Linked DNA regions of Mus musculus: region 1 is linked to region 2. The links are chromatin loops, found by intact Hi-C in ENCODE. Cell type or tissue: heart. All regions are shown on one strand. Each heading gives the region's core, and the rest is flanking DNA. Links, peaks and the distances in the headings are about the cores only.

The links. Peaks named below come from ENCODE experiments on the same cell type or tissue, not always from the same donor. Only the 100,000 strongest peaks of a DNase experiment are listed, where the experiment ranks them.
Region 1: a loop joins it to region 2, with 3 times the contacts of the local background. A loop is called at or near these places in 1 of 42 quality-filtered maps.

The regions. Positions count from the first base shown.
Region 1 is chr8:69,651,217-69,656,587 of GRCm38, forward strand. It overlaps Zfp964 (zinc finger protein 964), which reads left to right and starts at 3,340. Exons shown (of 4, transcript NM_001177527.1): 1 at 3,340-3,380. The coding sequence starts at 3,378. In heart, for the core only: no CTCF peak of the experiment used is centred there; a DNase peak (open chromatin) is centred at 3,225; H3K4me3 peaks cover 1,324 bases; H3K27ac peaks cover 1,189 bases; H3K27me3 peaks cover 372 bases.
Region 2 is chr8:69,971,964-69,977,334 of GRCm38, forward strand. Gatad2a (GATA zinc finger domain containing 2A) reads right to left here and starts at 2,420. Exons shown (of 13, transcript NM_001113346.1): 1 at 2,127-2,420. In heart, for the core only: no CTCF peak of the experiment used is centred there; DNase peaks (open chromatin) are centred at 1,868 and 2,448; H3K4me3 peaks cover 2,671 bases; H3K27ac peaks cover 2,214 bases.

The DNA.
Region 1 (5,371 bases), core at 303-5,302, 320 kb before region 2:
TCAGTTGGGGAAATGCCTCCATGACATCCAGCTGTAAGGCATTTTCTCAATTAGTGATCAAGCGGGGAGGTCCCCTTGTGGGTGGCACCATCTCTGGGCTGGTAGTCTTGGGTTCTATAAGAGAGCAGGCTGAGCAAGCCAGGGGAAGCAAGCCAGTAAAGAACATTCCTCCAAGACCTCTGCATCAGCTCCTGCTTCCTGACCTGTTTGGGTTCCAGTCCTGACTTCCTTGGTGATGAACAGCAATGTGGAAGAGTAAGCTGAATAAACCCTTTCCTCCCCAAGTGCTTCTTGGTCCTGATGTTTGTGCAGGAATAGAAACCCTGACTAAGACCGGTACCATCTCAGTTAGCTGGGCACATCAGCCATTGATCCAGAAAATACCCTGAGGTCCTCTTCACAGATTACACTAGGTTGTGTCAAGTGGACAAAATGTAACCAAGACACACCCTACTTGGAAAAAGAGAAAACAGGAGGAAAAAAAAAAAGGAAAGGGGTAGTTTAAAGCTAAGATTAAGAGAGATTTCCCCCCTCAATAAGAAGGGTTACTGGGGCTGACGAGATGGCTCAGTGATTAAGAGTGCCAACTGCTCTTCCGAAGGTCCCAAGTTCAAATCCCAGCAACCACATGGTGGCTCACAGCCATCCATAACGAAATCTGATGCCCTCTTCTGGAGTGTCTGAGGACAGCTACAGTGTACTTACATATAATAAAAAAATAAATCTTTTTTAAAAAAAGAAGGGTTACAAAGGGGACTTCAACATCCCTCCAATAAAGAAATATTTAATTTTTGTATATTAAAGAAATATTGGCTTTTGGGTGTCAGCCATTTCAATACTACAAAGTAGAAATGTAAGGGCTCTTTGGAGAGTTTGTTGTATTGGATGGGGTTTTGCTGAGGCAAACACGTGAAGGAGTGTTTTCCTGAAGTGGACACATGTGAAAAGATGCTCTGCTAAAGCAAGCACATGAAAGGACATGTGATGAAGGATTCTTTGCTAACCACACGCATGTATTGGTCCACCTTACATTGTGCAGTTGAGCTGCATTTGTCAGAACTCCATAGAGATAAATGCACCAAAAAACTCCTGGTGATGTGCTGCAGCTTCTTGCCACTTCTGCAGACTTGGGCTGATTGGCAGAGTGATGTTAGCTGAGACAGACATACATGCTGAAGTATGGCATGTGTTTAGGCAAGGCACAAAGAGAACTCATGATGTTTGGAGAGGGTATAAAAGGGACTCAGTGCACAGTGACTGAGGCTGAGCTAGGCTTGCTTATAGAGCTAGCTGTGCATCACGTGTTGGTCTTTTGACTTCTTTGATGATCTTCACTTCGCTGAGAAAAGCACAGCCAAGAACTCTTCCTGGCGTTCCTGCTGGTTGGTCCTTTCTGCTGCCGAGGCTGAGGCCTGGCTGTCTCTGCTAAATAGTACCACCACTGCTGACTCATGTTTGCTATCCCAACTCTATCAAACTGGACTGTTGGTATATCTGTGAAGTGTTTACAAGTGAATCGAGCTGCTGTTGATGACCTGTGAACTGAACTGCAGATTTCCAGACAATGCAGATGGAAGGTTCTCCAAAGAACCTTTCTAAACAGGTCCACTTCTCCTGTATCCTTTCTTTTCCACTACCTCTGGAGGGTGGTGGGCTAGAAGGAAGGCTAAAGCATTTAAGAACCATCATTAAAAATAGGTTTTGAAAAAATTAAAGTTAAACACCACATGATTTAGTCTGAGCTAGCATATGTGATGGTGTGAGACAGTGGTCCTCACCCTTCCTAATGCCATGACCTTTAATAGTTCATCATGATGTGGTGATCCCCCCAACCATAAAATTATTTTCTTGGCTACTGTATAAACTATAATTTTGCTACTACTGTGAATCATAATGTAAATATGTGTTTTCTGATGATCTGATGACACACAGGTCAAGAACCACTGAATTGGACTGTCATTGTCCATTTCAGTATAAAGTGCATTTAGAGTTCACCAGTTACAGATAAGCAGTAGGTGCTGGGCATGTTTCTTCCAAGCGCTGGCTGGTACCGGCCCATAATGAGACTTGGAGTTACCCATGGTTTACTATGTAACTTAAATCATGATAAGGAAAAGAGGAAGCCTCAAATCCCGAGTTATTCCTTAGATAAGGCTTTGTACCCTAAGCCAGGGAGATGGGAAATTTGAGAAAATAGCAGAACTGGCCTGTGAGAAACAAAGAACAGAAATTTCTCCCCCAGGGGGACTTAAAAAAAAAAATCTTGTGCCAAAATTCACAGCCGTTTTTGCCTTTTCTCTAAGGTTCCGTGTCTCTCTGAAGAACTGAATATTTAAAACGCCTTCATTTTTCTCCAGTCGCTTGGAATTTGTTATTATCTTATTTCCAGCTGTGAAGTTGAGCACAGAGGACCAGATACTGGACTGAATTATAAGTTAAGAGTTGTAAAATCACAGTACAGATAGCGTCTTAATAACTCTACCAGAAAGAGCTGATGAGGAGCCAGTGTGTTCTGGCCTCTAACAATGACCAGACTTTGTGCAACTTTAACTAGCCCAGATTTTTACAATGTAGACCAGGCTGGCCTAGAACTCACAGAGATCTGTCTTTCGCTGCCAGCAGAATGAGTGCTGGGATTAAGGGGACTTGTACCAACCACCAAGCCCCACTTGACAGACCACTATCAAAAATTTTGGCTTCCGGGCTGGTGAGATGGCTCAGTGGGTAAGAGCACCCGACTGCTCTTCCAGAGTTCAAATCCCAGCAACCACATGGTGGCTCACAACCATCCATGACGGGATCTGACTCCCTCTTCTGGTGTGTCTGAAGACAGCTACAGTGTACTTACATAAAATAATAAATAAATCTTTAAAAAAAATAAAATAAAATAAAAGGAGCCAGGCAGTGGTGGCGCTCACGCCTTAAAAAAAAAAAAATTTTTTTTTGGCTTCCCTGAATAAAAATCCAGGTCCACGGAATACATCATACCCAAGGTCCTATAACAATTCTAGGTCTGAAGCAAGAAATCACTACACTGGACGTTGAGTTGGTAAATGCACTGTGGACACCAACGACCCAAGACCAATAGGAACTAAGCTTTTGAGATCACCGAAGACTAAAGTACCCAGCAAGAAGCAGGCAGGTCTGGCTTTTATGCAAATCTCTCCCGAGCTGAGCGAAGTCGGGCCCTAGCCAATCAGGGCCTCCAGACAAGCCATCCAATCAGGAGCGCCAGGGAGCGGTGGGAGGCGGGCTCCATCGCAATCCCGCTGTGCATTCCGCTGGGAAGCGGAGAAGGCGCAGCGGGTTCGGCCCCCTTCGCTGTGGCCACTGCGGCCCGTAGCTAAGGGGAGCGCGGCCGAGCTCGAAGCCGCGCCATGGTGAGCGCAGGGCCGAAGTCCCCAGAAGGGGAAGAGCGGCCGGCTGAGCCGCGGGAGCCGGGGTGGTGGGTCCTCCTTGGGACTGGGGGAGGGGTGGGTCCAGCGTCTGGGAAAGTTCGGCTTGGTGCGAAGATTAGAGTTTAAAAGGCGAAGCCGCGAGCTCCCCCCGGACGGATTGCGGCTGGCCAGAGGGAGCCAGGCTGGCCCGGAGAGACGAGGGCAGCACGCTGCAGAGCCCAGAGCACCCGCGTGGGCGGGGTCGCTCGGTGCTGAGCTGGTCTGCCCACAGCTCCTTCGACGGCGCAGGTTTCTCCTAGTGCGGGTTGTGACAGCTTAACGTCGCACTCACTTGTAACCCTGCGTGCGGGCTTCACAGTAAACCCGCAGCTGTTGGAGGAGAGGGGACAGCCTGGGCTGCCCCAGGACAAGGGAGAGAAACGTGGAGCGGGACTAGCGAGTAGACGAAGTGGAGGACCCCTGCCGTGCGCTGCAGCTCTCTCCTTCCCCCTCCCTCTCTCCTACTTAAATCAGCCTTATTTATTGGTGTGTGTCCCCGGTGTGTGTGTAGAGTGAGGAAGGTGTAAGGTCACAGGACAACTTTATGGAATGAGTGCTGTCCTTCCGCGATTAACGGATAGAACTCAGGTTGTCACAGAGCCTAGTATAGTTTATTTTTTCTTTTCTTAAAAAATATTTACTCCTTCCCACCCACAGTCTGGAAGTTAGATGCAACAGCTTTGCATAGCATGCTGGGTAAGTGCTCTATTACTCCTTAGGCCTATCTGCAGCTTTATCCTATCTTAATGATAATTGCTTTTAAGTCAGTTTTGAAGTTGTGAATCATGAATCTCTGCTTTGCTCTTTCCCAGGGCTGTACCCGTATTCTAACATCCTTGCAATTCCATGACTTTCCGCAGCAGTTTTCAGTCTGACCAGGTGTTCACTGGTGTTCCTTAGGTGGTGTGACCCTGAGTGTTTCAAGGCGCTTACCATCAAGTGAACAAGGTTTTCCTTTTAGAACTTAGATTCTTGCTGAGCTGGTTGGGAGTCACCTTTCATCCCAGTATTCTGGAGACAGAAGCAGGTGGATCTCTGTAAGTTCTAGGTCAGCCAGGTCTATGTCGTGAGTTCAGGCAAGTCAGGATTACATAGTGAGAACCTATCTCAAAAGGAAGAAAGAAAAAAACAAAATACTTAGGTTCTTGGTTCCTCCGAATCTCTCTGTGGGTGGCATCTTTTGCTGCCAAGCCCAGAGACCTGGGGTTAATCCTTATAAGCCACTTGGTAGAAGGAGAGAATCGAGAACCACAGAATTTCTTTGAACTCCTGTCCCTTCACCTCATACATGCATCATGGCAATGCATAGCCACACATGCACACAGAAAGGAATGGTTTAAAAAAAAAACTGATTTTTTTTAAAGCAAGCTTTGCAGTTTTAAAACTACAACTTTCTTTTTTTGTAGTATTTTTTATTTTATTTTTTTATTTACATTTCAAATACTATCCCCTTTCCTAGTTTCCCCTCTGAAAATCCCCTATCTGCTCCCCTCTCCCCCTGCTCCCCAATGCACTCCCATTCCTGGCCTAGGCATTCCCCTATACTGGGGTGTAGAGCCTTCAAAGGACCAAGGGTCTCTCCTCCCATTGATGAAAGACTAGGCCATCCTCTGCTATATATATAGCTAGAGCCACAAGTTCCACCATGTGTTTTCTTTGATTGGTGGTATAGTTCCAAGGAGCTCTGGGGGTACTGGTTAGTTCATATTGATATTTCTCCTATGGGGCTTCAGACCCCTTCAGCTCCCTGGGTACTTTCTCTGGCTCCTTCATTGGAGACCTTGTCCTCCGTCCAATGGGTGACTGTAAGCATCCACTTCTGTATTTGCTAGGCACTGGCAGAGCCTCACAGGAGACAGCTGTATCAGACTCCTGTCAGCAGGCTCTTGTTGGCATCTGCCTAGTGTCTAGGTTTGGTGGTTGTTTATGGGATG
Region 2 (5,371 bases), core at 206-5,205:
GTTTGAGGCCAACCTAGGCTATACAGTGAGCTCCAAGCCAGCCTTGGCTAGAATGAGACCCAGTCTCAAAAAGAAACAAAACCAACAACACAAAATAGCTCGTTACTGGGAGTGGAGGTAGGGCAGCACACAGATGCAAGATTCCAGAAAGCTTCCCAAGGAGGCTTGAACCCAGACACTTTACATCATAATATGCTTCATCACAGGACCTGCCAAATAACACACTAATAGAGATGACATGACACTAAAGAAATGTCATCAAAGTGGAACTAACAAGGCATAGCGATCAATCAGTAATGCACAAATGCTCCCATTTCCAGAGCTACTCAGCTTCCAAGGGGAAAAGCAATCTTTGAATTAAAGAGAGGATTGGGACCTGGTGATCAGCTGGAAAAGACACTTGGCCCCCAAGCCTCCTCACACAAGCTCTTTCTCTGAACCCACATGGTGGAAGAAGCAAATCCTGAAAGTTGACCTGACTCCACACATGCTCATGAGTACAAACATACAAAAAATGACATTGTTTTTTAAAGTATTTCAGAATTGTAGGGAGCAAAAGAAGAATGAGAGGTGGACAGAGAGTGAGGAGTAAGAGTGGGTGATTACCACACTTAACTGCTTCCTCTAGAGAACTCTGGGTCTGAAGCACAAGCGTGGTGGCTATGCCACTCAAAGGCCAGCTGGATTCTCTTCTCTCAGGACACAGAAAGGCTGGCATGGTGTTCTAAGCTGCACAGGTACAAGGAGCTTGCTTCATGTACTAGAGCAGGGGGAATTCTCACATACAAGGGGAAAGCAGCTACGTTCCCCAGTTCTAATGCAGAAAACGTACAGCAATCACATCTCTGCCCCTTCACTAAGCAGTGAGGGAACAACAGGACTTGTAGAAGCTACAACTTCTCATCTGGAAATTAGGTATTATACATCAGAAGGATCATTTTTGGTACCTGCTATACCTGCAAAGGAAACTTGGCCCATGCACACTGAGAGCCAGGTATAAGCTAAGGACTGGAGGGTATTCACAGTGCTGTGGTGTAATGTTGCTTTAAAGAAAAGTTGTAACCACCGTAACCACCGAATGGTAGGATGAGAAGAACAAGAGGGAGACTCAGGCTCAGTATACAGATTACATCCACAACAGGTATCTATCGCTTTGTGAATGGACACACACATTAACAGGGACGTGGGAGTGCTGCATACTCCAAGAAGATAAAAAGAAGTTAATGCTGTCAAGAAAATGTAAGGCTCAGGAGACTCACCAGGACTTTGTCCTAAAGAATCCAAAGCCACAAGATAAGAGTGAACTACCTGAAGTGAGTCAGGTAGGTAGAACTTGCAGCCTCTGCTAAAACTGCAGGGGCGGGAAGGAAAAACAAAACATTCTGCCATACAGGTCTTAATGAGGGGTCCCCATTCATTTCAGGGTTCCGGAGAGCGCAGTCCGGCTGCGGCTGAGGCCTGCCCAGAAGCCTTTCCTTGTTGAAGTGATCAATTCCGATTCTTGGCATTAATCCCTTTAAAAGGCCAGCTGCTGCTGTCTAGTCACTGATGCCAACCCGTTCCAGGTGGAAGAAAAAAGAAATTATTGGAGCCACATCGTACACCCGGAGGCAAATTTAAAGTGGAGGGCCATGAGGAAAACAGGAACCAAGAGAGGGGGAAGGGTCCCATGGCTCCCCAGGGTCAAGCAGGAAGGGCGCGAGCCCAAGCAGGACGGTGGGGGGGGGGGGGGACCGGCCCTGCAGGCGTGGGCGCGCAGGGACTCTTATTCTGACACGGGATCCTCCGCCGCCTCCGCCGCCGCCGTCGCCGCCGAATTTAACGCCGCCGCCGGGCTCGGACCCCCGACCCTCCCGTGGACTCTCACCCCACGCCACTCGTCCACGTGCTGTGTGCCCGCCGCCCCCCTTGGGGCGGCCTCCCAGCCTGAAAAGCTCAGGAGGGAGTGAGGCGACTCGGCCACTTCCCGGCTCCGGGGACCAGGGACCCCAGCCCCACGTGCGAGGGCGGTGGGGAACTTTCCAGCGGCGCAGGCGAAGCGAACCGCAGCGCAGCAAACCGAATACGACCGCGCTCCCACTTTCCCGCGCCCCCGCCCCGCCTTGCCAAGTTTGCTAGGAACTTACCCGGCCGCGCGCCGACCGGGCCCAGGGGCAGCGCGCGTGTCCACAGGGCTGGGGGCGGGGGGCGCCGGCCGCGCGTGCTCGCTGCGCCTGAGGGGCCGCCCGGGCCCGCGGCGCTCGCTCCGCCGCTCCGCCCGCCCGCGCCGCCGGCCAGATAATGCGCCCCTCGGCCGCACACATGGAGCCCGGCGCCGGCGTCACCGCCCGGGACATGCGCACCAGGTCAGCGCGCCCGGCCCGCGGCCCCCAAAACACCGGGGAGCTCTTAAAGGCGACGCCACCCGCCCGCACCCGGATGGGCGGGGTCGGGAAGGGAGGGGCTCCCTGTGGGCGTGGTCTTATGTGGGCGTGGTTCCCTGGAGGCGAGGCTGGGCGGGCCTACCCGGAAGCACCGCCCTCCCAGCCCCAAAGACTGGCGACGCTGCGCTAAGCGACTGGGTTTCCCACTTGGGCTGCTAAGCGCCCCTCAGCCATGGCCAGCTTAGTGCACAGAGCTCGGCCGCGCCCAGGGCTGACTCACGCTGACCTCGCCCGAGCCCTGCACGGCCACCTCTTGTAACTCTGAGACGCGCCCGGGGCCTCGCAAAGCTTCCTCTCAGGAACTTCGGTGTTGACCTCCAGTGAGAAGGTGCGATCGGCTGAGCGGTCACCCCTCTCCCCCGGACCGCAGACAGTTCAACCTACCCACCAAGCCAATCCACCTGCAGAGAACGAGGTGGACGGCTGTCTCCTTCCAGTAATCCACATCTAGCCTGTGCCTCTGGAGAAGAAGGAATCCCCAAGAAAACAAACCTGCGCCCAACCCTCTCTGGTAACACCAAGGAGACAATAATAGCCAGAAAGGAAGCAAGTTTGGGGAGATTATGAAGCATCTGAAGCCAATTTACAATTTCAACAGGGAAAAGTACAAAGTTCATAGAAAACCTATTCCAGGACAGCGACATGGCTCAGTGGTTTAAAGAGGCTTGCCACCAAACATAATGACCTGAGTTCCATCCGCACAAGTTGTCCTCAGACACAAACACACGCTCATAAATAAAATATGTTAATTTAAAAAACACATCTGGAGTCATGGCTCAGCAATTAAAGGTACTGGCTGCTCTTGCAGAAGACCCAAGCACCCACATGGTGGCTTACAACCTACCATAACTCCGGTTCTAGGGTATTTATGCCTTCTGTCCTCATCATACAGAAACACGTCATAAAGAAATCTTATGAAGACAAAGCCCAGGGCTAAAGAGTTAGCTCAGTGGTTAAGGGCACTTCTTGTTGTGGAAGACCTGGGTTCTATTCCCAGCACCCACATGGAGGCTCTCCTCCTCAGGCAACAAGTACACATGTGGTACACAGATGCACATGCAGGCAAAACACTCATGACACATCAGTTTCTTTTAATATATATATATATAAGGGTTGGAGAGATGGCTCAGTGGTTAAGAGCACCAACTGCTCTTCTGGAGGTCCTGAGTTCAAATCCCAGCAATCACATGGTGGCTCACAACTATCTGTAATGAGATGCCCTCTTCTGGTATGTCTAAAGACAGCTACAGTGTACTCACATATAATAAATAAATCTTTAAAAAAAGAAAAAGAAAGAAAAGGAAATGAAATAAAGAAAATGAAGCCTCAAGGTAGGTGGATGAGTTCGTGGCCAGTCTGTACTATGGCTAAGACTACAGAGAAACTCTGTCTTGAGAGGAAAAAATGAAAAAGAAAAAAGAAAGTCTAGTGTCACAAAGCAGTTGTTAATATCAGAATCACTGAAACAGACTCCTGCCATGTTCCTATTCCAGCTTTGAAATAGTGATGAGACAGACACCAGGACTCCTGAAAACTGCTGAAGTACCTTTTTTGTAACACACATAACTGAAATGTGTTACTGCACAACTGTAATGTAATCTGATGGCTTCTGTTGTGTTGGGAAAAACATCAAAAGTACTTCTAATCTATAAGTGGGTCTCACCCCAAATTTGAAAAATTACAAAAATCCTCATCCTCAGCACTGCCTTCCCTAAGTCCTTCTGAATTTCTGTGGAGTTTTACAGTTGGCAACTTTGTCACTGACCCCTACCCATACCTAAACCTTCCAAGTTTAAAGCAACATCTTGCAGAACCTTAAGAGAAGCACTCTTCAACATCAAAAAGATACAAAATACCGATTGCGGCAAAGAAATGCAAATGTTTCAGCTTAAACAAAAAGCTCTCAAACTTGACCAGGTATATAGTTCAAGGGCCTCTGCTCCATCCCTGTACAAGGAAAGATGGGTCGGCAGAATCCAGGGCTTCCGTGTAGCTCTAAGAGCCACTGGTGCCACAGTGATTAATCAGATGGTGTGCATTACAGCAAAACAAGAAACCGTTACCTCACCTGGTTCCGATTAATGCCAACTTTAATTAGCGATGAACTGAACCAAGTGTGGTCAAGTGGGAGCCCTCAAACTCCAAGCCAGGGTAAGGACTCAGAGTCTAAATTGTTAAGCACTTTGTGAGTCACCAAGGTGACAAACTGTCCAGTTTAAAGAAGGAGGCATCATCTGTGACATGCTAAAGACAGCAGTGTGGACTGGTGACAGGTGAGCTGCTCCAGAGGGCAGTGTCAACTTCTCTATTGGAGAAAGTATTGGGTGGAGAGCAAAGGTAAAACACAAGAGTTTCCTTCTGTGACAGAAATGGAGCTAGGGACACAAATGATGAAGTGACAGTAGGGGCAGGCCTCTTTGGGGGTCCCTTTATGGCTTAGCTGCTTGACTGGAAACCTCCCTGCCCTGATGCATTGGGCTAGCTTTTATGAAACATGAGGCACTCAGCTGCTCACAACACTGTCCAAGCTGCAGACACCCTAATTACCAGCCATGTTTTCCTCTGCTTTCTCTGCCCTAAGAACAAGCTGTTAGTGAACCACTTTCAAAACACTTCTCTAGCAGGGGATGTAGCTCAACAGTGAAGCCCTTGCCCAGCATGCCCAAAACCCCAGGGAAGAGGGGAGAGGAAGAAAAAAAAACTTTGCTAATAATAGCCAAGTCTCCTTACTCCCCAACCACTGTAAAAAATAGTCTAATTATCTTTTAATGCACTAGCATCTGAGCCTGTTCCTACACAAGATACTGAAGGGAAGAAAAAAAAAATACTTGGGGGCTAAATTCCCATGTTCGGGTCTCCTTTCATAGCAGAAGCTGGAGTTGGTTCAAGAATCCAAAGCAACCCTGCTGAATGCTGGAGACACTGCACTTTCTTTCTTCTCCTCTTCC